Linked DNA regions of Homo sapiens: region 2 is linked to region 1. Evidence: read pairs that join two places in POLR2A ChIA-PET (ENCODE). Cell type or tissue: MCF 10A. All regions are shown on one strand. Links, peaks and the distances in the headings refer to the core of each region. The heading gives the core; the rest is flanking DNA. Region 1 has its middle 12 kb from the start of MIR6755. Region 2 overlaps DLG2 (discs large MAGUK scaffold protein 2).

Region 1 (5,384 bases), core at 252-5,251:
GGTAGTGGAAGTGGGGCCCACATTGTGAGAAATACAACCATAAGTAAAAAGTGCTAAATGGCCTCTCTTTAACCAGAGACCACAGTCTGTAACTTCCCCTGCTTTCAGTGGTTACCTCTGGGTTTCCCCTGTTGTGATTTATAGAAAATGACTATCACTTTGGAATTGAGCTGGTGGATTTCTACAAAGATTCTTGGTATTTCATGGTTATTTTCTGATGTAGAGCAAGACTTCATGTGAATGAAAGCAGATTCATTTTGCCTTTCTTGCTTGGGTACCCCAGGCTGATGTGGAATAAAAAATTGTTGGGTGATTTCTCTTACATTTCTGCATAATGAGTGAGGGAAGTGTGTGTGTTTAATTCCGAAACCAATAAACTGGGTTGCCAGAAAATCATTGATCATAAGAAGTGTATGGCACTGAACTGACACCCTGTGCTATATGGGCCATTATTTTTCTTCATTGCAAAATCACTATTTTTTATTTATTTATTGTTTTTGAGACAGAGTTTTGCTCTTGTTGCCCAGGCTGGAGTGCAATGGCGCAATCTCAGCTCATGGCAACCTGTGCCTCCTGGGTTCAAGCGATGCTCCTGCCTCAGCGTCCTGAGTAGCTGGGATTACAGGCATGCGTCTCCATGCCTGAATTTTGTATTTTTAGTAGAGATGAGGTTTCTACATATGGGTCAGGCTGGTCTCGAACTCCCGACCTTGACCTCCCAAAGTGCTGGGATTACAGGCATGAGCCACCGCGCTCAGCCATGCAAAATCACTTTTTAAACTGTTAATATTTCATATAAGAAAGGCTTGGCTTATCTTACTGAATCTGGTTGCAAATTGTCTTAATAATCCCAGTTCTGAATAGCAACCTGCAGGGGATGGTGGCTCAGGCCTGTAATCCCAGCACTTTAGAAGGCTGATGCAGGAAGATCACTTGAGCCCAAGAGTTTGAGACCAGCCCTGGCAACATAGCGAGATTCCATCTCTACAAAAAACAACTAGCCAGGTGTGGTGGCACATGCCTGTAGTCTTAGCTGCTTGGAAGGCTGAGGCAGGAGGATCGCTTGAGCCTTGAGCCATGATCCCGCCACTGCACTCCAGCTCTGGTGACAGAGCGAGACCCTGACTCTAATGAAAAATAATAAAATGAATAACTTATGTAAGAGTTCTGCATTATTCCCCTTAATCCCTGAGTAAATCTGGCTGAAATACAGAGTTTGTGACCCTTGGGAAGTCAAAACTCTCTGTGAAGGACCCTTCAAAATACTTTTTTGCCTTTGCTCTAAAATGTTAGCTCCTAGTAGACAGGAGAGAATCATTTATTCATGTATTTAATTGGCCAGGTGTGCAAAGCACTGTATTAGTGATGGCCCTATATAGACCTTTATTATGCAGTGGTTCCCACATGTGAAAAGAGTGAATGTACCATAATCATTTAGGGAGTATTTTAATAATAAACTCTCAAAAGTTTTGCTAAACTGCAATTTTATATTGGCTGGGCACAACACAAAACAGCCCAAAGTAGATATAATTATATAAAGTTGATTTCAGCCCAGCCCAGCCCAACTTTCCACAGTCAACTTGAAATTTTCTCACTGTTACTAACTGGTGTCTTTCAAACCCATGTCCAAGGTTACGGGTGGGAGTGGTAGAGAATTGTCACTAGCTCTGCCGCCTATTGAATTGCTTCTGTGTCTAGGATTTAGCAGTTCCTGTCCCAGACTGGGGCCTGACTCAGCTTTCTGCCAGGACTCTTCTCGTCTGTGGCTGTGCTTTCTAGTCTTCTGGGCCATAATCAAGGCCAGTACATCCAAGACGCCAGCTGTGAACAGACTAGGATTTGATAGGGCCCCTCACTGTCTGATGCCTCTTTCTGGTGGCCTTGCCAGGTTTAGAACAGGCAGCCTGCTAGGCTGCCTTCCTGGTAGTAGAGGCTTTCCAGGTAGTCAGGCTGCTTTCTACATGCATGATGTTGGGCTCAGTTAATATTTGTAAAACAAATGTCCTCTGGAAAGGGCTCTGCCTTTCTGAGTTACTGCCTCTCTTCTACCTCCTTTAATGACCTGCTCATTTTAGCATCTCATTGAAATGCACACATCTTGTGGTTTCCTATGCTCTAAAATCAGTGCCAGACTAAGAGCTCTTCAAACAGGAGCCTTTCCCCCCTCCCCGTCCTTTTTTTTTTTTTTTGAGACAGAGTATCACTCTGTCGCCCAGGCTGGAGTGCAGTGGTACGATCTCCATTCACTGAAACCTCTGCCTCCTGGGTTCAAGAAGTTCTCCTGTTTCAGCCTCCCAAGTAGCTGGGACTACAGGTGCACACCACCACGCCCAGCTAATTTTTGTATTTTTAATAGAGTCGGGGTTTCACCATATTGGTCAGGCTGGTCTCGAACTCCTGATCTCAGGTGATCCACCCGCCTTGGCCTCCCAAAGTGCTTGGATTACATGCATGAGCCACCGCGCCTGGCCCTTTCCTTATTTTTTGAATGCCCGTTGCTTAACACACTATATGACTCATAATAGACATTCAAAGAAATGTCAAATGAATGAAAAAATCAGCTAAACAATCTTTGCTTAAGTGAATTTCTGATGATTTTCAGGCTATATAGAAGAGAGTATAGGGGAGGTGAAGGCATGCTGGAACACCACTAGGTCTAGTCCCTTATGTAAAACTGTCCTGGGAAAAGAAGGGGAAGATTTGTGCCCCATTTGCCCCAGTATTCTTAGCCCCAATACACACACAGCCTCTTATGTTTTCTTCAGCAGTGTTTTTCAAATGTTAGCATGCATTGGGATCATCTGGAGGGCTTGATAAATCAGATTGCTGTGCAACATCCTAGAATTTCTGGTGCAGTAGGTTTGGCGTGGGGCCAGACAATTTGCATTTTTAGTAAGTTCCTAGGTCTGTTGATGCTGCTGGCCCAGGGTCCACACTTTCCAGGGTTCACACTTGGAGAATTACTGTATTTTCTTTCTTTTCTTTTCTTTTTTTTTTTTTTTGAGATGGAGTCTCACTCTGTTGCCCAGGCTGGAGTGCAATGGTACGATCTTGGTTCACTGAAACCTCTGCCTCCCAGGTTCAAGCGATTCTCCTGCCTCCGCCTCCCAAACAGCTGGGATTACAGGCGCCTGCCACCATGCTCAGCTAATTTTTGTTTTTAGTAGAGACAGGGTTTCACCTTGTTGGCCAGGCTGGTCTCGAACTCCTGACCTCAGGTGATCCACCCACCTCAGCCTCCCAGAGTGCTGGGATTATAGGCATGAGCTACCGTGGCTGGCCTGTATTTTCAATAGTAGTAGCTACACTATTAGTTGAGTACTGACCAGCTTATTCTTTACCATGCACTGTGGTAAATTCTTTATATATGTTATTTCATTTCCATTCAACAACCCCATGAAGGAGAAATTGTCATCTCAATTTTACAGATGAGGAATCTGAGGAATAGAGTTGTTAAAAAACTTGCCTAGTATCTTATGTACAGGGTTGAAATTTGAAGTAAATTCTGTCTGATTCATAGTAAGTGTACAACAAATACGTAATTGTTGAAAACGAATGCATAAAGTATCTAGGCAAACCTAAAACTTGTGAACCAAGTAGGTACCTGTTCACATATACAGACTGAGCGTGCAGAAATCCTGTATTAGACTGATGGGTATTTACTTCACTCCAACTCAAGACTTCTGAATTAGCAAGGCAACTTTATGTATGAGACTATATTGCCATTGTTTCTCAAATTGTGGCTCCTGAACCAGCAGCATGAACATCACCTGAAAACTTGTCTAAGACTACCAGATTTAGGGATTTAGGGATGCCAGATTAAATTTGAATTTCAGATAAACGATGAATAATGAAATCTTTGAGACATACATATACTAAAAATTATTCATCGTTTATCTGAAATTCAAGAATCTGATATATGGGAATTCTATATTTTATTTGGCAAGACTATTAGAAATTGAAATTCTCCAGCCCTAGCCCAGACTTAATGAATTAGAAACTCAAGTGAGTCCCAGCCATCAGTGTTTCAATAGGCCCTACAAGTGATTCTGATGCACCCTCAAGTTTGAAAACCAATGACCTAGGCAATGCCTTGTTCACCTAAAGCAGTGGTTAGCCGAACCTGGCCAGCTGTCTGTTTTTGTCAATAATTTTTGTTTTGAAACACAGTTACACCCACACCCATTCTTTTGCTTATGCTTTTATTTACTTACTTATTAAGTTACCTGCCCTCTTGAAGCTTATATGGTCTAGCTGTGGACAGTTGTGTTAATTATATCTTCAGGTGTAAGTAACAATAAAACAAACTAAAATTGGCTTAAGTAATAAAGGAATACAAGATCTTGCATAGCCAGAAGTACAAAGGCTGCAGGGATGCTTGGCTCAGCAGTTCTTGTGTTACAAGGGCATGACAGGACAAAGACCTTATGGCCCTAGAATGTTTGCTATCTGACCTTTTACAGATAATGTTTGCTTAACCCTGACCTAAGAGAGCATCCTCTGATCATAGAAGCATATTCTCAGCCCTCTCTAACAGGTGCTGGAAGCTGGGATAGGACAGACACTGAGTTTCCGAAAATTGAAAAGTCCCTTCTGAGCTTTCTTGCATTGCTGTGTTCCTTGGCTCCAAGAGGGGTTCGGGGGAAGATGAAGGGCAATGCAGCAAAGGAGGGGCTGAGGAGCAAAAAAAAAAAAAACAAAAAAAAAACAAAAAAAACCAAAAACTTCCCAGAGCCCAGAATACCTGGTTATGGGCACCCCCTGCTGGAGAGTTGGCAAAATTCTGTGACATTGGTCAATTTAGTCACCAAATGTGTAGAGGTTGACTGTATGCCAGATTGTGGAAAGCAAAGGTAAAGTTCTCTTGAAGAACTGACTCACAGTCAAGAGTAGTCAGGCTCCCTAATTAGATCTTTATGCTGTCTAGTCAAGTGTCAGTTGCAGTCGTACTTAACAAATGATGATTGATATAATATGCTTATAGTCACTCAGTAAATAACTATTACATGTTTGCTAGGGGATAGGTGCTGGACTACACACTGGAGACAGAGTAGTAAACAAAATAGACACATTCCTTGCCCTCTTGGAGCTTATATTCTAGTGGATGTTGTGTTAATTATAACATCAGTTGTAAGTAACAACAAAGCTAACTAAAACTGGCTTAAGCAATAAGGAATATATTATCTCACATAACTGTAAGTACAAAGGTAGGATAGGCTTTAGGGCTAGTTGATTCAACAGCACAAGACATCAATAAAGACAAGTTATTTTCATCTCATTCTCTGCCTTTCTGATTGTACTGGCATTTTCCTCAGGTTGTTCCTTTATTATTATTATTTTTTCTTTTTTTTGAGATGTCTCACTCTGTCTCCCAGGCTGGAGTA
Region 2 (5,384 bases), core at 68-5,067, 670 kb before region 1:
GCAAGACCACAAACCCACCAGGAGGAATGAACAACTCTGGACATGCCACCTTTAAGAGCTGTAACATGCACCGCGAAGGTCTGCAGCTTCACTCCTGAAGTCAGCGAGACCATGAACCCACCAGAAGGAAGAAACTCTGGACACATCCAAACATCAGAAGGAACAAACTCTGGACACACCATCTTTAAGAACTGTAACACTCACCACGAGTATCAGTGGCTTCATTCCTGAAGTCAACAAGACAGAATCCACTCATTCCAGACACAAAAGTATTTTACTAAGAAGTATTCACATATGCTTAATTCTTATTGTTGATGTTATTGCTTTTTTACAAATCAAGGACACTCATGAGAAAGTAATAAAGTAATGAATAGCAACAGAAAAGTTAGTCTTGAACCAGGTTTTTTTTTTTTTTTAAAAATTAACATTAAAATGTATAGTTCGGCCGGGCATGGTGGCTGACACCTGTAATCCCAGCACTTGAGGAGGCTGAGGCAGGTGGATACCTGAGGTCAGGAGTTCAAGACCAGCCTGACCAACATGGAGAAACCCCGTTTTTACTAAAAATACAAAATTAGCTGAGCATGGAGGCCCATGCCTGTAATCCCAGCTACTCAGGAGGCTGAGGCAGAAGAACAGCTTGAACTTGGGAGGCAGAGGTTGCAGTAAGCCAAAATGGCGCCATTGCACTCCAGCCTGGGCAACGAGAGTGCAACTCCATCTCCAAATAAATAAAACAAACGTACAGTTCAAGGTGATACCACAAAGGTGTCATTTTATTACTAATAATATTAGCTAGCATTTGTGGAACAATGCTAGGCATTCTGCACTGATCACCTTATTTAATCTTCAAAAGAATCCTAAGAACTACTACTATATACATTTTCACAAATGGGGAAATTTTAGACTGAGGGAAATAGAGTACATTTGCCCAAGGCTACATAACAGTAAGTGCTGGAACCACAATGCAAATGCTGATCTATCTGCCACCAAAGCCCATACAAAGCATTATGCCATATTGAAACTTGATTTACTAGGAAAGGATCACAATGCTTCTTTCTTCTATAATTATTCTTTGCAATTATACTTTACCCTCCCTAAAAAAGAATTGTTTGAATATACTTCAACTAACACCTGTTGATCTGGTTATTTTCCCTGTTGAAACAAGAAGATATTATTAATAGTATAAAACGGTAAATTTATATCTCTCCTTTCAGACAAGCCATGCTTTCAAATTTTCTATAAACTTGTTAAAGGGGAATGATAGAAAATGTGCAAGGCTACGCAGCAGTAAACAGAAAGTAAGAAAACAACGAATTGGCCAGGCATGTGGCTCATGCTTGTAATCCCAGCATTTTGGGAGGCCGAGGCAGACGGATCACTTTGAGCTCAGGAGTTCAAGACCAGCCTGGGCAACATGGCGAAACCCCATCTCTACTAAAAATACAAAAATTAGCTGGGCATGTGGTGGGTGCCTGTAATCCCAGCTACTCAGGAGGCTGAGGCAGGAGAATCGCTTGAACCCAGAAAGCAGAGGTTGCAGTGAGCTGAGATCATGCCACTGCACTCCAGCCTGGGCAACAGAGCAAGATTCCATCTCAAAAAAAAAAGATTAAAAATTGCATCTTCAGCTAAATACTGATTTTTGCATCATTCCAGATTTATTTATCTAGAAAAATAAATAAATAAATAAAATTTGGAATTTAAATAGTGAAGAATATGTATGGCAAGACTTAAAGCAGACCTGAAGACTGCAATCATTTTGTATATATTAGATGATTTACAAATTACTTTAGCATCTTTGGAGGAGAAATAATCTTAATAAGAAATGTTATAACCTGTTTTTTTTAAAAACACGCATGGCATCTCCTATCTGTGATCAAATGCATCATTGCCATATCTGGACAGGCTTGTTCCAGAAGCTGACCACGAAGCTGAACCCAAACCACTGATGGAAGGGGACTCTGACATTTCTCCTCCTTGAACCCACCCACCCCCCTAAAAAAAAATGCATTCAGATGATAAGCTTTTGTACAGCAGTTTCTTATCTACAAAATAATTTTTATATGGTCTAGGTCTCTTGATTTGATCCTCACAATAATCCTAAGAGGTATTAGTACTATACTTAAGTTTTAACAGGAAAAATTTGAAGCTCTATCTGTTGATTTGCTTAATGTAGTCAACTGATGGTAAAAGCTAGATTCCAATCCTGGGCTCTCCTCTACTGCACTATGATGCCATTCACTTGTTCAAAGACTACCACACTCATACAGTAAAAAGGAAAGCATCAGACAAGCTTCTGGTCCTAATTCCATCACTAACTAGCTTTGTAAAAGTGAAGTTCATGAACATTATCATATTTGATGGGAAAAAGAAACAGTATATAGTAAGGGGGAAAAAAGCATTAAATCCCTTTTTTAAAAGGAAACAAGTTCAGAAGGATTACATGATTTTCACAGGATCTTGGTGGCATCATCATAAGAAGGCAAGTAACCTGTATTTTACACATGGGAGATTGGTACTTTGAGATATTAAAACTTTTTTCTACCTAAATTTTCCCATTTCCTTTTTTCTCATTCCAGCGACAACTGGTTCCCTACTTTATTGCCTCAGGGGCGCTATATGCCAGGACAAAACCCAGAAGGAATTTTTCAGTAATTCCAGTTTTGCTTTCTAAAAACCTAAGCCCTCAGAATAAAATAAGAGTTTGTCAGAGATGAAAAAGAGATTCTCGGGTACAGGCAGAGAAAGGGACTTCTCCTAGCCCCTTCACAGCGTAGAAAAAAATTTTCCCAGCTGAAGAAAACATAAAAAAGTCTTTGGATCTCAAGGGATCAGGGATCTAGGCTCTTGTTATTGGCAACATTGCTTGGAAGGCAGCAAGACCCAAGAGGAATGGCATTGTAACGCATCTAGGCAAACAGAAACACAGACATTCTAGAAAAAGGTAAAAGTCCATGACTCGGACATATCAAATATCTGTCAAACCAGACGAGAAAGAGCTATCTAGACACAACAACTCATATGTCAGAAGTAAGCTGTTTTATATAGATGATCAACAACCAGAAGACACTCCCATTCCAGGCAGAACCCCACCTTAACCCCAGGGAAGTGGGGAAAACTTCAAAAAGGATAAGTTATTTTGTCTGTTACTCAGTTACTAAGAGTAAAGGTGAATTACAGAAAATAAATGGATACTTCTAACATACCTAAATTTACAGACCAAGTCCAGCTCACGGATTACCTGATCCTGTCCCTTCTTTTAGTAGCCAAATCTTCTGACTACTGTTCTAGGTTTTTTCCACCATGTCACTGCTATCGATGATGATGATAACACAGGATGTGATTATATAGTTCAAGGCCAAAAAACAAGAAAAATAAATAATGATCTGAAACAGCCTCTTGCCATTTCCCACATTGTCTGGTAAACTTCTATTCATCTTCTGTATCTCATCTTAAATATTACATCTTCCCTAGTGGGATTGAGTGTTCCTTGTCTGTTTTCTTGACAAAGAGCGTTAACCTCACCACACAGCATTGAAATTGCCTGTTTTTGCATCTGTCTTCCTAATATATTTTAAGATTCATACAGGCAGAGATTGAATATCATTTGCTACTTCAAACATGCATCTGGCACTATGCCTGGCACATAGCAGGCACTCATAATACACCTTTGTTGAATGGATAAATGATTGAATAAATAAATGAAAGTAGAGTCATTGCCTTAAATATATACACCAGTTTACACCATATATACACCAGTTTACCTTTTAAAAGAATTTTAGCTTGTTTATTACCTATGAGAGATGTTTAAATAGAACAGAACTTAATAGGTTTATTCCAAGTATTACCATGCTTTTAATGATAAAGATGTCACAGTCCTTCAAAATGATAAGCCCCTGATAGAAGCTTCAAAATTGTATCCTAAATTAGGGCCTCAGTGGCTAGCAAAATGGTGTTACCAGAAGAAATGGGTTACAAAAATCTTACCCATAATCTTTGAAAGTTTAAATTTAATAATTCATTTTCACAGGATTTTCTACTTTATTATACTATACCATTCCTCTTGATCTTAAATCCTAAAATAAAGGAGGTCAGGAGAATCGTTTCATAATGAAGGTGATTTGGCCATAATTCTTGAAATAGCTTTGAAAACTTACTAAAAATTGAACCCATGCGGAAAGCTTATTAGTTGGAATTCAGAATGACTAACTGGACAGAAGAGACTGGATAAAACTCATGATCCTTTGCTGACAAAGCAACCTACATTGAGGATATAGAAATACTTGTGTCTTGACTGCCATAAATTCCTGGGCAAGAATTGTAGCTGGAGAACACATTCCCTTATCCCAATCAAAAAAAAAATCTCTCCCTTATACTAAAAAATATTTTGTAATCACTGACATGGTAACATAGTATTAAGAAATAAGCATATAAGGAGAATATATATTTAAGAAAGTATAGTATTCGTATAGTTCAGTAAATGTATTTTACAGAACAGTGAGAAATTTACTTATTGACAAAGGCATGAATGAACAGAATGCCTTAATCCAACATTTTAAAAACCCAATGTTTATCCCAGGCAAATTAACACAGAAACAGAAAACAAAATACCGCATGTTCTTACAAGTGGGAACTAAGAATTGGGTATACATGGACATAAAGACAGGAACAATAGACACTACGCAAGGGACTAGTGGGGCAAGGGCTAAAAAACCACCTATTGAGTACTATGCTCAATACCTAGGTGACAGAATCATTCATATCCAAAACCTCAGCATCACACAATATACTCATGTAACAAATCAGCACATGTACTCACTGAATCTAAGAAAAAGTTGAAGTTTTTTAAAAATAAATAAGTAAAATCCAATGTTTTGTGCATACCTCACTGACTAGATTCTTCTACCCACAAAAGTAAACAATAATAGGCCTAAGGGAGAAATCAAATATTCTATCATAAATAAAAACACTTGAGCAGATTTCCAAAAACCCAGAAGTTCACACATTTTCTAGTATCAAGTCATTAGCATATGCTTTGTACTCTCCCAATAGATATGTAAAATAAAATCAATTAACAGATCATTTTATCTCTACGTCTTCCTCACTAAGTTGCTTCATAGCAAACTCCTAATCAGTAGTTAAACACAAAAAGTATTCTTCTATTTCTCATTCTGGAATTCATTCTATTTATGCCTCCTGGATTAATTAATATTTTACAATATCAAGAGTCTATAGCTTATCCAAGGTCAAAATTGTCCCTACGGGGAATTTCTTTTAAAATAAAAAAGATATGGGATACCCAGGCTGGAGTTCAGTGGCACAATCACAGCTCACTGCAGTCTCAAACTCCTGGGCTCAGGCAATCCTCCAGTCTCAGCCTC

The links. Peaks named below come from ENCODE experiments on the same cell type or tissue, not always from the same donor. Only the 100,000 strongest peaks of a DNase experiment are listed, where the experiment ranks them.
Region 2: POLR2A ChIA-PET joins it to region 1 with 5 read pairs; 2 of 35 experiments call an interaction of 5 or more read pairs at or near these places.

What each region holds. Positions count from the first base shown.
Region 1 is chr11:86,287,223-86,292,606 of GRCh38, forward strand. It overlaps a transcript of EED not described here. Among named protein-coding and RNA genes, the nearest start is that of MIR6755, 12 kb to the left of the region's middle. RefSeq lists a silencer at 4,645-4,939. In MCF 10A, for the core only: a CTCF peak has its summit at 4,755 (motif pointing left); DNase peaks (open chromatin) are centred at 2,499 and 4,789.
Region 2 is chr11:85,613,917-85,619,300 of GRCh38, forward strand. The region is part of intron 2 of DLG2 (discs large MAGUK scaffold protein 2); the gene reads right to left. Among named protein-coding and RNA genes, the nearest start is that of DLG2, 11 kb to the right of the region's middle. In MCF 10A, for the core only: no CTCF peak of the experiment used is centred there; no DNase peak of the experiment used is centred there.